2 separate regions of the Mus musculus genome follow, and region 1 is linked to region 2. The links are chromatin contacts, found by Hi-C or POLR2A ChIA-PET in ENCODE. All regions are on one chromosome and are shown on one strand. The core of a region is the stretch at or near the end of the contact, and the rest is flanking DNA. Distances in the headings are between cores, read along the strand shown.

What was found. A loop is a pair of places that touch in the nucleus more often than their neighbours do. ChIA-PET counts read pairs that join two places held with the same protein, here RNA polymerase II (POLR2A).
Region 1: POLR2A ChIA-PET joins it to region 2 with 19 read pairs in Patski. The contact joins the promoter of Mrps23 here to the promoter of Vezf1 in region 2. A Hi-C loop is called at or near these places in 4 of 37 maps with a recorded cell type or tissue (T-helper 17 cell, mouse trophoblast stem cell and regulatory T cell). POLR2A ChIA-PET finds 5 or more read pairs at or near these places in 4 of 5 experiments (Patski and embryonic stem cell).

The regions. Positions count from the first base shown.
Region 1 is chr11:88,200,231-88,207,075 of GRCm38, reverse strand. Mrps23 (mitochondrial ribosomal protein S23) reads right to left here and starts at 2,688. Exons shown (of 5, transcript NM_024174.6): 1 at 2,591-2,688; 2 at 1,717-1,887. The coding sequence starts at 2,634.
Region 2 is chr11:88,063,235-88,070,526 of GRCm38, reverse strand. It overlaps Vezf1 (vascular endothelial zinc finger 1), which reads right to left and starts at 2,248. Exons shown (of 6, transcript NM_016686.4): 1 at 2,094-2,248. The coding sequence starts at 2,126.

The DNA.
Region 1 (6,845 bases), core at 1,439-3,938, 140 kb before region 2:
AAAAAAAAAAAAGCCCATTTTCCAACTTTATTTAGAAAAGTGGAAAGCAAATTAAAGAACACATAGTTTACCAGGCAGTGGTGGTGCACACCTTTAATCCCAGCACTTGGGAGGCAGAGGCAGGCGGATTTCTGAGTTCGAGGCCAGCCTGGTCTACAGAGTGAGTTCCAGGACAGCCAGGGCTATACAGAGAAACCCTGTCTCGAAAAACCAAAAAAAAGAAAGAAAGAAAGAAAGAAAAAAAAAGGAAAGAAAAAAAAGAAAGGAAAGAAACTGCAAGACCTCTAGCCTCCAGAGGGCGCCTGCACTCACACGCACCAACACAAAGACAAGTTATTAAAAATAAATTTTAAAGATAGCAAAATACTTTAAAAAAAAAAAAAGCACTTCCTTTGGTGGCGCACGCCTTTAATCCCAGCACTCTGGAGGCAGAGGCAGGTGGATTTCTGAGTTCGAAGTCAGCCTGGTCTACAGAGTGAGTTCCAGGAGACAGTCAAGGCTACACAGAGAAACCCTGTCTCGAAAAACAAACAAACAAAACCAAAAAAAAAAAAGCACTTCCTTCACCTTTACAACTCTAATATGCTAGTATTTTGTCTTACAATGTTAAACAAGATTACGGGGCCAATGTTTTCAAAGTAACAGCTAGGTCCCAGGAGCTACCTTCAAGGCACTACCTCAGAAGAGGGCTGTAGGTGCCCTGGCTCTTTCCTCTTTATTCTTTCCCTTGCTTCTCAATTTTCTACAATAAATGTGCATTAATATGCCAGGCATGGCGATACAAGCCTGTAACACCAGGATTCCAGAGGCAGAGGCATGAAGATCATGACCTTGTCCCAAGAGGAACAAAAGGAAAAAAATAGATGCTAAAGAAATAAAGTACGCAGGGCTGGAGAGATGGCTCAGCGGTTAAGAGCACTGATTGCTCTTCTGAAGGTCCTGAGTTCAAATCCCAGAAACCACATGGTGGCTCACAACTATCTGTAATGAGACCTGACGCTCCTTTCTTGTGTGTCTGAGACAGCTACAGTGTACTTATATATAATAATAAGTAAATCTTTTAAAAAGAAAGAAAGAAAGAAAGCACTTTCCTTCAGATTTCTAGTCATGGTTACTGTAAGTGCTTTCAACTTCTGAGCATCCTTTCCAGGGCGGCTTCAATAACTGTTAGACATTAAATCCTCAGACCATATTCCACCTATTTCCGCTTCCAAAGAAGCTACTGTGATAGCAGCAGCTTAAGTGTGGAGCCAGACGTGATTCTCAGATCCACCGCCCTCTGGGGTGGCCATGGTGGTTAACCTCCTTGAACCTGATAGTTCTCTTGAATAACACAGAGGCAATGATACCTGCCTTCGCGGACAGGGTTAGAGTAATAAAGTCTATGAGCTGATGTTTGTCAAGGGCTGATCAAGTACCTCATACAGAACAGAGGCCAGTTAACAAACACTTTATCTGCAACTTTGTCAGTTTAGTCTCCAGATTCCACTTCTTAGAACTTCTGTTTCTGGGCTGGAGAGATGGCTCAGTGGTTAAGAGCACTGACTGCTCTTCCAGAGATCCTGAGTTCAATTCCCAGCAATCACATGGTGGCTCACAACCATCTGTAATGCGATCTGATATCCTCTTCTGGTGGTCTGGTTGGCAGACTTCTACATGAGCCTTCCTCTCTGAAGGTCTGCGGCACCCTGCTCACTATAGGGGATAGACACTTACGCTCGAATCTGATCCTCCTGGTAAAAGATGTCCTGGATGTCAGCTTTGGCTTTGCCGTATCGCAAGCGGGGCCTTCGGAAGACAGGCTCTCTCAGGGGTGGAAAGGCCTTATATATGTCATACCACAGTGGCTTCTCTTTCAACACCCCGGCCCGCATCAGATCCCTCGTCCTTAGAAAGGGAACAGAACCAAGGTCAGTCGGTTACCACAGGGTTGTAAAGTCTCTGAATCAACTTAAACGAAGGAAAGAGCAGCCTGGTAGGGGTGAGCTGAAATGGGCCTCCCGCCTAAAGGAGGCACGGCCAATACACACAGCAACCTAGCATGGCCACAGTGTTAAGTCCAGTTGGTTAGCTCTCATGTAGCCTAGGCTAGACTTAAACTAAAGAGTGTGGCCAAGGATGACCTTGAATTTAGTGCCTCCCTGCACTTCCCTAGAGCTAGGATTACAGCGTGTCCACGCAGGCTTTTTGTTTTGACAGAAGTCCACCAGTAGCCTTGCTACGAAGCCAGGTTGGCCCCGGTCTTGTGGCAATCCTCCTGCCTCGCCTCCTAAGTGCCGAGACTACGCGCGCGAGCCACGACACACAGCTTCCATCTTCTTGCACGGGTCCCACCCACCGTTCCATAGTGAAAAAGCAAGACCTGTCCAGTCAGGCCCTTCAGCTTCTTTACTGTAGAAGGTCTCCACCGAAATGGGGTGGCGAGCACAATCTGACAGGACAGAAATCCAAGGGGACAGAGACAAACCACACCGATTCCGTGCCAAGGGCATCACCTGGCTCGGACACCCGCAACCGCATCCCCTAAGGATATGCCAGGAGGGTCGTGACCCGCTAGGAACTCTGCCCTCGCCCAACTCGGAGCACGCACCGGGAGAACACGCTCCCCACCGTCTCCAGCCGGCTCCCCGCCATGGCCACTTGGGCTAGAAAGCCTCGGGCTGTTACCGGAAGCGGAAGCGGCAGCAAGCAAGCCAAGGGGGAACAAGCGGCTGGCCGAGCCGAGGATGACAGTCCCGCCTCGACGTCATCCGGACGGCGGAACCAGGCAGAAGCAAACGATGGGCTGAGCAGGAGCCCTCAGGTCCTGCGTCCGGGTGGGTGGGGGTGGGGTGGGGTGGTCAGATACGAATAATCGATTCCCGAGCCAAAAGAGCGGGAGCGCGCCAAAGCTGCGCAAGAGTAGCAAACGACCGGTCCTGGGGAAAGGTGGAGTGTGGCGCCTGCTTTCTTCTCTCTAACTTTGCAAAGCTTCCTCCTCTCTGGCAGGGTGGAGGGAATAGTGTGGAGCTCGCCGGGATGCAGCACATCCTACAGTCAGGAACAGCTAGCCAATATGACATTTGAGGACACCAGGCTCGACTAAGCCTAATCTTAGCCACTCACACTACTCAGAAACTGAGACCCAAATAGGGGCGAAGTAACTTTTCCAAGTGACACGAGCCTCCAGGCCTCCTTCCTCGGCCTTTTGCGCCTTAAGCGGGGCTCAGCAGAGCAGTCTGTTTTCAGGCTCAGTGGAAAGCTGCCTGTAAGTAGTAGTTCCTCCGCTGGAGGCGTCCCTCGCCCGCCCGCTAGCGCTGGAGTTTTAAGAAGTAAAAGCCCAGAATGAATGCATTCGGAGGAAGAAAATAAAAATCTGGGGGAACGTAGTCTGTCATTGTTCAACTGTTCAAAGTATGGGTTTGGAGGAATATCCGTTGGAGAAGCACCCCTTAGAAATTTCATCAGGGTATTTGTGCGAAGAACATCATGGTTGATCGTAGTGACAAGATTTAAAAAAAAACAACAACAACAACAAAAACAAAACATCGGGCTGGAGAAAGAGTTCATCAGTTAAGAGCACTGACTGCTCTTCCAGAGGACCCAGATTCGAGTTCTAGCACACACAGGGTGACATAACCACCTGTCACTCTAGTCCCTGGAGATTTGATGTTCTCTTCTGAACACTGCAGGTACCAGGCATGTATGTGGTGTACAGGCTTACGTTCGTGCAAAATACTGATACACATGAAATTAATTAAAATTCATCATATGATCAGGAGGTGGTGGGTCATACCTTTAATCCCAGAACTCAGGAGACAGAGGCGGACGATCTCTGAGTTTGAGGCCAGTCTGGTGATGTACAGATCAAGTTGCAGGACAGCCAGGGCTACACAGTGAGATGCTGTCTAAGAAAAATAAAAAAACAAAAAACAGAAGAGCAACAACAAATATTTCATCGAATGAAAAGTAGTAGAGGATGTTAGCACACGCCTTTGATCCCAGCACTTGAGATGCAGAGGCAGGCAGATATTGAATATCTGTAAGTTAAGGCCAGCCTGACCTACATGGTGAGTTTCAGAAGCCAAGGCTGTGTAGAGAAAGACCCTATCTCAAAATAAACTAGTGGCTGGAAAGTTAGGGTTTGTGCATTCTATGAAAGCCTATGCACCTGGTAAAATTAACGAGCTAGGACCATCTGTATTTACCTACCTACATTAATGCCCATGGCTTGGGGTTAAATGAAACATTGCAGAAATAGTTGTATGGGAATGAAATCTGTAAGAGCGGGGGGGGGGGGAGAGGGGGGCTGGAGAGATGGCTGAGCGGTTAAGAGCACTGACTGCTCTTCTGAAGGTCCTGAGTTCAAATCCCAGCAACCAGATGGTGGCTCACAACCATCTGTAATAAGATCTTATGCCCTCTTCTGGTGTGTCTCAAGACAACTACTCAGATATAATAATGAATAAATCTTTAAAAAAGAAAAAAAAAGGAGGGAAAAGGGAAAATGTCCACAAGTTTGTAGGAGGATAAAATCTGGGACTGATCCACAGGACAAAAATACAAGGGTGAAGTCAGAGCTTTCTCTCTCTCTCTCTCTCTCTCTCTCTCTCTCTCTCTCTCTCTCTCTCTCTCTCTCTCTCTCCTAGTCTCAGAGATTGCCTTGTAGAGAGTTTGTATTCATATGTAAACTCTATGCCCTAATGGATGTTTTGAATCACACTTGAGGTCTCCAAGGAACCCATTATCTTTCTTTGTCCTTAGGAAAGAGCATGAAGTCATGTCAAAATCCTCCCACTCTAAGGGAGGCCCCAGAAAGGGAGGCAGCGAAAGTTTTCAGAGCAGTTGCCACTTGTGTTATCTCACAGATAACTCTGCCCACCCACAGGGTAGCTATTATCATCCTCATTATAGATGAGAAGGCTAAGCCACAGGAACTTAAGTACCTCTGTCTGATATGCAACTGATTGAACCCAGCTCTACCCGGGCACTTTCCTGTATCCCACAGTGCTACCTTAACTAGCCTAAAACAGAAGACTAGAGAGATGAAAGGCTTTAACAAAACCTTCCTTCCAAGCAGGAGATGCAATGATCCGAGGCCTGGCCTGAGAGGTGGGCATCTCTGCTACCTCAAGAATCGGGAGCAGAGTCTGGAGAGGTGGCAAAGCAGTTATGAGCATATATTGCTCTTTCAGAAAACTTAGTTCAGTTCCTAGCATGACAAGAGCCTGTCACTCCAACTCCAGGGAGATCTGATGCCTCTGGAGTTGCTGGGCACCAGTAGCACTTGTACTACACACACGGAGGTGGGGGAGTAAAAATAAAATAATTCATCCAGGTGGTGGTGGTGCACACCTGTAATCCCAGCACTTGGGAGGCAGAAGCAGGTGGATCCTGAGTTTGAGGCCAGCTTGGTTTACAGACAAGTTCCCAATAGCCAGAAATACACAAAGAAACCCTGTCGGGAAAGTACACACACACACACACACACACACACACACACACACACACACACACACGCACGCATGCATGTCTTCAAGTCCACTACCTATAAACCAGAACTATATATATGTAATCTAAAAAGGAAGAAAGAAAAGAGACTCTGACCTCTAGGTCAGCTATGAAGGCTCAAGGTCCCAGTTCCTGAGATCTAGGGTAGTCAGCTCTGGGGAGTAAACATGCTCCTAGCTAAATATAACCTTCCCAGCCCTCATCAACTTTCTAATTCTGTCCATGTCAGAACTATCTGCTGGCCTTGCCTAGAATCACACTTCCCTTCTCCCTCCAAGGCCTGCCTAGCACGGCCTATGATGGGAAAGCATTGGAAAGGCTTATTCCAAGTTCATGGAGGAAAGTCAAAGACGAAACTTTCCAATTCAGAAGAAATCACAAGTGTGTGTTTGGCAGGGGTCTCTAAATTATCTTGGAGTTTTTGAAATTTCCCTTGCCATGTTTAATCCTTCCTGTAACAGAAAGAAAAGAATATTGGTGGGCAGAGAGAAGGACTCAGGGATGTGGGGACCTGGCTGATCAGAAGTTCACACCCAAGATGTGTTCACTCATAACCCAAGATGAAGTTGTTGGGTAGCTGAGACCAGAAAGAGCAGAGCGGAGGCTCTCTGTCTTCTAGACTAGGCTAAGGTACACAGTAAGTGCTGGCCAGCAACTGTCCCATGGTGGTTATAGTGTCACTGTTGTGAGGTCATCTGGGAGTGCAGCTGATGGCATCTCACAGGTGGCCTTATGGAAGATGGGGGTGAGCTTAGCACCTTACTTGCAAGTACTCTTCTGCTAAGTCCTACCTACCCCTGCCCCTACTCCTCTTCTCATGTTTTACTTAGACAAGATCTCACTAAGTTTCTCAGGCTGGCCTTGCACTTGTGATCCTTCTAGCTTAGCCTCCAAAGTAGCCTGAATTGCAAACCTGTACAAGACCTGAAATTGTTAGGTTTTTTTTTCCCCCCTTGAAAAGTGATCCATTCTTTCCACTTAGCACTTAAACACAAGCTCTCACCTGACTAGGTGTTCTAATGAACCATCTCTTCCACCCCTTGCTTGTTTTTGCTGTTGTTGCTGCTGCTCTTTGTTTATAGATGCCTCACTAAGTAGCCTGGCTGGCCTGGAACTACAGAGATCTACCTGCATCTGCCTCCCCAGTGCTGGCATTAAAGGCGTGTGCCACTGTGCCAATTGTGGTGGTGGTGGTTTATCGAGATGGGCTGCATCTAGAAGTGCAGTTCTGTTGGTAGAGTGCTTGTGTAGTCCCCACAAAGTACAGCATCAAATAGAACAGGACATGATGACGTGGGACAGTCACCCCAGGTCTCCAGAGGCAGAACTGAGAGACTCAGAAACTGAAGGCCATC
Region 2 (7,292 bases), core at 999-3,498:
AACTTGCTTAAAGATATAAATACAACATGGTGCTCCCAGACACAGAGTTTAACTCTGCATTTCCCTGGTGGGGATCTCTGAGAACTAGAACTGCATGTCTATTCCACCTTTCCATACGAAGGGCCTTCTTTATTCACTGTCCTCAGCTTTAAATTACAGCTCTTCAAAGATTTTTCACAGCACACACTGCATGTCCAGGATTAAATATGAGCTTTCACATCTCCTCATCAGGTGGAAAAAAATTAATAGGCTGGCATTAGCTTTATCTGGGAAAAGAATAGTTCAAATAGCTTTTAAAAGTATTTTGTAGGCTCTTTCAACTAACTTCCCAAAGATGAACTATGGGTTTCTCCTTCACATAAGGGGCTTGCTTTGTTCCACCTCCATCGAGTTTACAGACACCCAATGTAATATTGTTTAAACTGCGTCTAAAACTCATCAGTCCTTTACTGTCAAACGATCATTTGTAAGTAAGCTTTTTCTAAAGAAAGCATTTACCGTCTTTGCACCAACCCTCATGCCAGCTAGTTCCGTACTTCTTTGCCAATCCATTCTTAAGTTGACCATCACTTTCTTTTTTTTTTTTTTTTGACCATCACTTTCTTAACAAACTCATCAAAGCACAATAAAATCAATACCAGATTAAGGATGATAAAGTGGGACGTTCAGGAGTTGCAAAATCTTAAGAATTTCCAACTTTAGTAAGCCCATTTATTTCAATAATTACCTAAAATAAAAATGCTCACATTTGAAACATGTCTTAATAGGACAAGCCAGATTACACAATGGGTAATTTTGAATTCTCCAATTCCCCGTATTAACTCCACCGGGATGGGACCAGATGCGGAGAGTATAATCTTTTGAAGATTCTGCATTTCCAAAGGTCTCAAGCGCCCAAGCTACGCGTTTGGAATTTCACGAAGTATTTAGGAAAACTCCAAAGAGGGAGGCGGGAAGGACACATTTTAAAAACGACTAGCTCCCTAACCTTCAGTTCTGAAGTTTCTGCATGTGCTTATCTCTACTGCTCATCAATGCATTTGCAAACAGAAAGGAAGCAGAGGGGGGAAAAAGTTCCAATCAGGGGTCCCGCATTAAAGTGGTAGGAGAAGGGTATGGCTGAAGTATCCGCTAACATTAGCTTTGAAGTTTCTGGCAAAAGGAAAAAAAGAAGAAGCGAAGACCCCCATACTCCCTATGAGTGACTCATCTAGGGGCTTTGTAAGCGGACTTTGCGCTCCCTCTCCGCTTCCCGTCGCCCACTGGGCCGGAGCGAACGTTCGAGCGGGTCGCGGAGCGAGACTAGCGAGACACGCTCCGGGGAAGGTCGGGCCTGCAGGAGTCCCGGCCCCCGCCGCTCCCCGCCCCCGCCCGGCCCCGCCGGCTCGGGGATTCCCCAAGCTCAATGGGACCGCAGAAGCTGGACAGAGGCGAGGGGACCAGTTGCCAGGGCTCGCCCAGGACTTGGGCTAGGAGCGGAGAAAAGTTTGCAGAGGGGAACCACGCTCGCAACACCCCCCGTCGGGTCCACCCGAGGGGGCGGCGAGAAGGGGGAGTGGCGGCGAAGCCAGAGATACCCGCTATTCGCGGGATGTGGGAGGAGGGTCAGAAAGTCAACACACAAGCACACACACACAAAAAGAGAGAGGTGACGCGAAAAGCGCAAGCGAAAGATGGATGGGTACTCGGAGCGGGACCCGGAGACCCCCTCGCTGCGCCGCGCGGCCCCGCTCGGGCGCGCAGTGGCCGAGCGGCCCGCGCTCCACAGCGGCCCGGCGCCCTCCTTTCTCTGGGCCGCGGGGTGGTGACAGCGGCCGGCCTCCTCCCTTCCCCTTCGGGGCGGGAGGGAAGGGTGTGTGTGTGCGTGTGTGCTTGGGGGGGCCCGGGTTCACCCCGAGGCCTGCTTCTCCCCCGCACCCCGCGAGGCCGCCTCCTTTCACCTCGGCGGCCGGGCTCCGCCGGAGCGGGCGGGCGGAAAAACAAAGGGGGATTAAGGCCGGGCCGGAGAGCGGAGCCGGGAGGGGAGGAGCGCCCGCCCGCCCGAGCCCGGCCCGGCCCCCCTGGCCCCCCGACCCCCCCGGGGCCCCCAGATCCTGGAACAGGAACGCGGTCCAGTTGGCCTCCATGGCTGCGGCGGCCGACCCCCCTCCTCCCCACTCCCCCCGCTCGGGGAGCCTCCTCAGGCGGAGGAGGCGACAACAAAGCGGCGGCGGCGGCGGCGGCAGCGGCAGCGGCGGCTCCTCAACATGGCAGCGCCGAGCGCGGCCACTTCCGGTAACCTCCGGGACGCACCACCGCGGCGGCGAGCGCGGGCGGGGGGGGAGCCCCGGCCCGGCCGCCGCCGCCCCCAGCCGCTTCGACCCCCTCCGGGCGTCCCCGCCGCCGGCGCGCCGCCTCGGAGCTCAGCCAGTGCCCGCGGGCGGTGGGGTCAGGGAGCCCGCGCGGGGGCTGGGGTGGGGCCGGGGGCGGGGATGGGGTGCGGCGTCCCCCCCCGCGGGGGTGTGTGATGCTGCGGTCCGTGGCTCAGGCAGCTGGAGCAGGGGGAGCGCAGGAGAGAAGATGGAGGACGCCAGGGTCTGGCGCTGGCCCGCTGGGCACAGCTGGGCTGCCTCTCGTGACTCTGCCTTGGTACCCGGCGGCGTCGCGTCCCTCTCATACCCCCAGCGGCAGTCAGGGCTTCGGTTGGTCACCTGGCTGTTCAATCGGTCAAGCACATCACAGCTTCCACCTACGAACTAGGATGCTAGCTTCTAGTGTCCCCTACCCTCGGGTATTTTTATTCCTGACCAGCTAAGCCCTCACTCAGCGCTCTTGCCATCGCCCTTTGCGTGGTCTTCCAATTTGAGCAGGGAATTCCACTAGGGTACAGCCTTAGAAGCGCCTACTGTGGAGGGAAACACTTCCCACGCGTTCAGATGTCATTACTGGGTTATTCTTGGGTGACGGGACCGCTTTCCCATCTTTCCCTTTCATTCCAGATACAGGAAATACTTAAAAACCCCTCTCCCGCCAGGATTAAAAACAAACAATAAAAACGAATGAGAAAGTATAGAGGCAAAATATTTTAGTCTTTTAGTACATTTTTCAATTCCTGCAGCACACGCACACACAAGTCAGACTTCTGGTTGGACAGCGTCAGATGTCACTGAGGTGACCCCAGCCTGTTTGCAGTTCCCAGTCGTCTGTGTAGGAGTCAGCCACTGCTACTGGTTGGAATCTGTAGATCGTAAGCCCATATGATGTCTTGAATGTTTTCTATCCTTTCCTCACATAGAGGTAGCTACTGTGAATATCAGAGACAAGCTATTATTAAACATATATCTAGTCCAAAGAATCTGTGGTGGGGAAATGAGGGGGCAGGCTCCATCTATGATATTTTTATAAAATGTTAAAAAATAAAACCAACTCCTCAGATGTGCACATTATTTCAGAACTTCAACATATTTCAAACTGACTCTTATCCCCTCCAGACAGTTTTAATAAAAGACATATCTTCAACTTCATATATATGTATGTGTGTGTATGTATGTATGCATATATATATATCATATTCATATATATATGAATGACTGATTCAAAAACCATAGTTGCAAAATTCTATGGGAATAGAAACTGAAGAGGTATGGTAATTTGATGTTTTTCCAACCATTAAACAAATATATTTCCCTCCCACTCTTCCATCAGTCACCAGAATAAAGGGGCCAGGAAATGACAGTCTGGTTCCTTTTAGAGTTGACTTCCCATTAGATACTGCCTGAAGACCTTGGGTATGAAGGACAAGTCCAGCAGTTTGGATGGATCAGTAGCAGGAACCACCAGAGAACTGGTCAGCCTAAGACGGAGGGGGACAGAAAATGAGTTTCTGATATATCCCTGAGCTAAACTGCTACATGTCCCCTGGTCTGTCAGTCTCATTTGATGTTTCTTTCAGGAAGCGTATATATGTTTACATATACATGTAAACTGAGGAGAGAGCTAAGTTGCAAACCCAAGGAACAAGACAAAATATGTTCTTGCTCTGACCTTGGACATAGTATGTGCTTGTATTTTGGTTCAGTGGATACAAGTCTCTGCTTCTTCCCTGCCTTAGAAGATTCCCTTCAAGGTCTCTATGTATATTTGCTCTCTCCTCCAATGTATAGCCGCTTCTCTTTAGCTGCTCTTTGAAACTGTAATCAAAATAAAGCTTCAGAATTATAAAAGCTAGTACTTAATATGATTCTTATGCTAATACTGTGGGATTTCTTATACTTATTTTGGGATCTAGAAACCCCTTCCCCAGCAATTTTTCTCATAGCACCTCCCAGTAGTGTTTTCCCCATAAACAGGAAGTAGAGGTCAAGTGAAAACAGTTATTAGATTTTAGGAGAAATAGCTAATTATATCTCTATCCATAGGTAAAATCAGAATTCCTGATTGTCCCCCCAAAATCTTGCCTTAAAAAGAAAATTAACCATCTTTTTAAAGTTTAAGTTGTACTTTTAATTATGAGTGTGTATGAGTGTGTGTGTGTGTAAAGCAGATTCCCAAGGAGGTCAGAAGATGGTGTTGAATCCCCTGGAGCTGGAGTTACAATTTTTTTTTTTTTTTTTTTTTTTGGTTTTTGGTTTTTTTGAGACAGGGTTCCTCTGGGTAGCCCTGGCTGTCCTGGAACTCACTCTGTAGACCAGGCTGGCCTCAAACTCAGAAATCTGCCTGCCTCTCCTCCCCACTATGTACTCTTAATCACTGAGCCATCTCAGTCATCTCCTCAGTTCCAACAACATTATGATTTTAAATATTATTTTTCATTAAGGAAGAGTGTTTTCAAGTTCAGAACATGTACTCAAAAACAAACAAATTCAACTGTACAGGAATATAATCAAACCAAGCAGGATCAAAGAATTCATCCTTAGAATGGGAATATCTACCTTTAAGAGAATATTTTAAAACATAAACAAAATGAGTCCTCCTTCAAAGTCCTGTTTCCACAGACCTTATATTGAAGTTCAGTCAAGATAATAAATGGCTGCATACAGCACATTATTAAAATCAGCTTTCAGTGAATGGATCAATGGTATTACTTTTAGACTAAGTACTTTTTCTGAACTTTTCAGTGTCTACACAAACAAACCAACAACTGTATCTGTGTCCATCCCAAACAAGTCAGCTTCCAGATTCACCCTGTTCAGATTCCCCTTCCACCTGAAGTGTTATAACCTGTCACCCACACAATTCTAAACAAGGAGAACAAAATACCTATCCCACAAAGGCAACCTCTAGACTTAAATGAAAAATGTATGTAGAAAATTCGTAGAATACCCCTAAATGTAACAGGTTCTTGGTAAATATTCTTACTGGTTCAGTGGTTAAATTTGGGCTTGAAAACTCAGTATGCAGACATTGAGCCAATCCATCAGTCCTCCAACTTACTCAGAAAGAGAGAAAGAGGCACGTTCTCTCTCATCATCTTGACAGAGGTAGAGACCCTGTCTAAGAAAGAAAAAAAAAAAAAAAAAAAAAAAAGAAAAAGGGAAAAAAAGGAAAAAAAAAAACCCTTCAAATTGTCGTTAGTAGGCCTCCTGTGTGTACTGAAGCACATATGCATACACATGCACTCATACACAACTATACACCAAGCAAAACAAAATCCCCAAATAACAATCACGCAGATTTGTCTGGAGTGGTGGCCCAGGCCTACAATCCCAGGGAAAGAGTATTGTTGAGTGTTTGAGACTAACTTGGGTGGCAGTGGGAGTACACCTCAGCTAGGGCTGCGTAAGGGGCAGAGAGAGGAGTACCAAGAAGTACTAGCCATAAAGAATGGTCACCCCTCAACACCAGCCTCAATCCGACCATGGGAGAAAGTGTAGCCCTGCCAGAAAAGAAAGGAAGGCTTGCCTGGAAGGACAGCAGAAGCACTCTCCTTCCCTTCTACTGGATAACCACGCTAAAGTGTCATTGCTAGTTGTCTGTTTTAACTGGCGAGGAAAACAATAAAGATTTCTTTGTTCCTGAACACCTATTTAAGTTCCTTGACAGCTGTAATAGTCACAAGGAACAAATCTACTCACATGTCTAGTAGAGTCCAGCTGGTATTTGAGAAACGTGATCAAAACACATTTTTTACAAAGGTCATGACCCAAGACTTCAAAAACTGAGTCTAAGCTCACATAAACACATCACCCTTTTTGACTGTCAAAAGTCAACAACATACCTATCAGTTTCACCAATAAAGCATTTATGTCAAAACGCTAGCTTCCATTTTATTCCTGGATGATGCAATGTCCACAAATAAGGGTTGGGAATGTAACTCAGTGGTAGAGCTCTTCTCTAAGCTAGGCAGTGGTGGCGCACGCCTTTGATACAAGCACTTGGGAGGCAGAGGCAGGTGAGTCTCTTGTTTGCAGCCAGCATACTTTACAGAGTGAGTTCTATGGCAGGTGGGGCTACACAGAGAAGCGCTATCTCAGACCCCCCGCCAAAAAAAAAAAAAAAGAGCACTTGCTTAGCATGTGATTAGCCCTAAATTTAATCCTAAGTAAGCAACAGTAAGCAAGAAGGAATACTGAACACAAGCAAAATAGCATAGGCCACAGCAGGAAAGAAACTAAGACAAGTCAAAAATATACTAAGTGAAATTCAATACATCTGGAAAACACATTCAGGCACCAACATTTCTCCTCTGGACACCTGCTCCTCACTGCCCTTAGACGCCCTAGGTCCCTAGAGCAATGGCTGACTTAACAGTCCTACAAACTGGTAGGACTGACTAAAACACAAAGCTTAGGCTCGGTTGTCATCAAAACTTTTAAAGTTGCTTAGAGGAGGAACCCTTCTCAGTGGCTATTGCTTCTACACCAAATATCCTGAGAATAAAGTGATATTAGCCAGTATTGTGTCACCAATCTAAAAATGCTATTCACATATAAAGATTTTTACTGATTGTAATGCCTCTCTAAATGTTTCTATATAAGTGGAATGAAAGCAAGCTTTTTAGTGAACAACCTTTACTTCAACAGTTCTCTTCAGTTTCTCTTCTACTGGGCCAATTAGATTTCCAATCTGCTGAGGTGGGTTGTCCCTCAATTTTTGGTAGTAAAAGAAACAGGAAATCACGAAACCAGTGTTGAGTGCAAGTTCGTTCTCTCTCTCTCTCCTCTCTCTCTCTCTCTCTCTCTCTCTCTCTCTCTCTCTCTCTCTCTCTCTGGGTTAAAGATGTGAACGGCAACAATCTAAGTCCTGAAGTGACATCAGAAGAGTAGTCAGATTAGGATCTGAAAGGCTATTCTGGTCTAGAAAACAAGCCAACG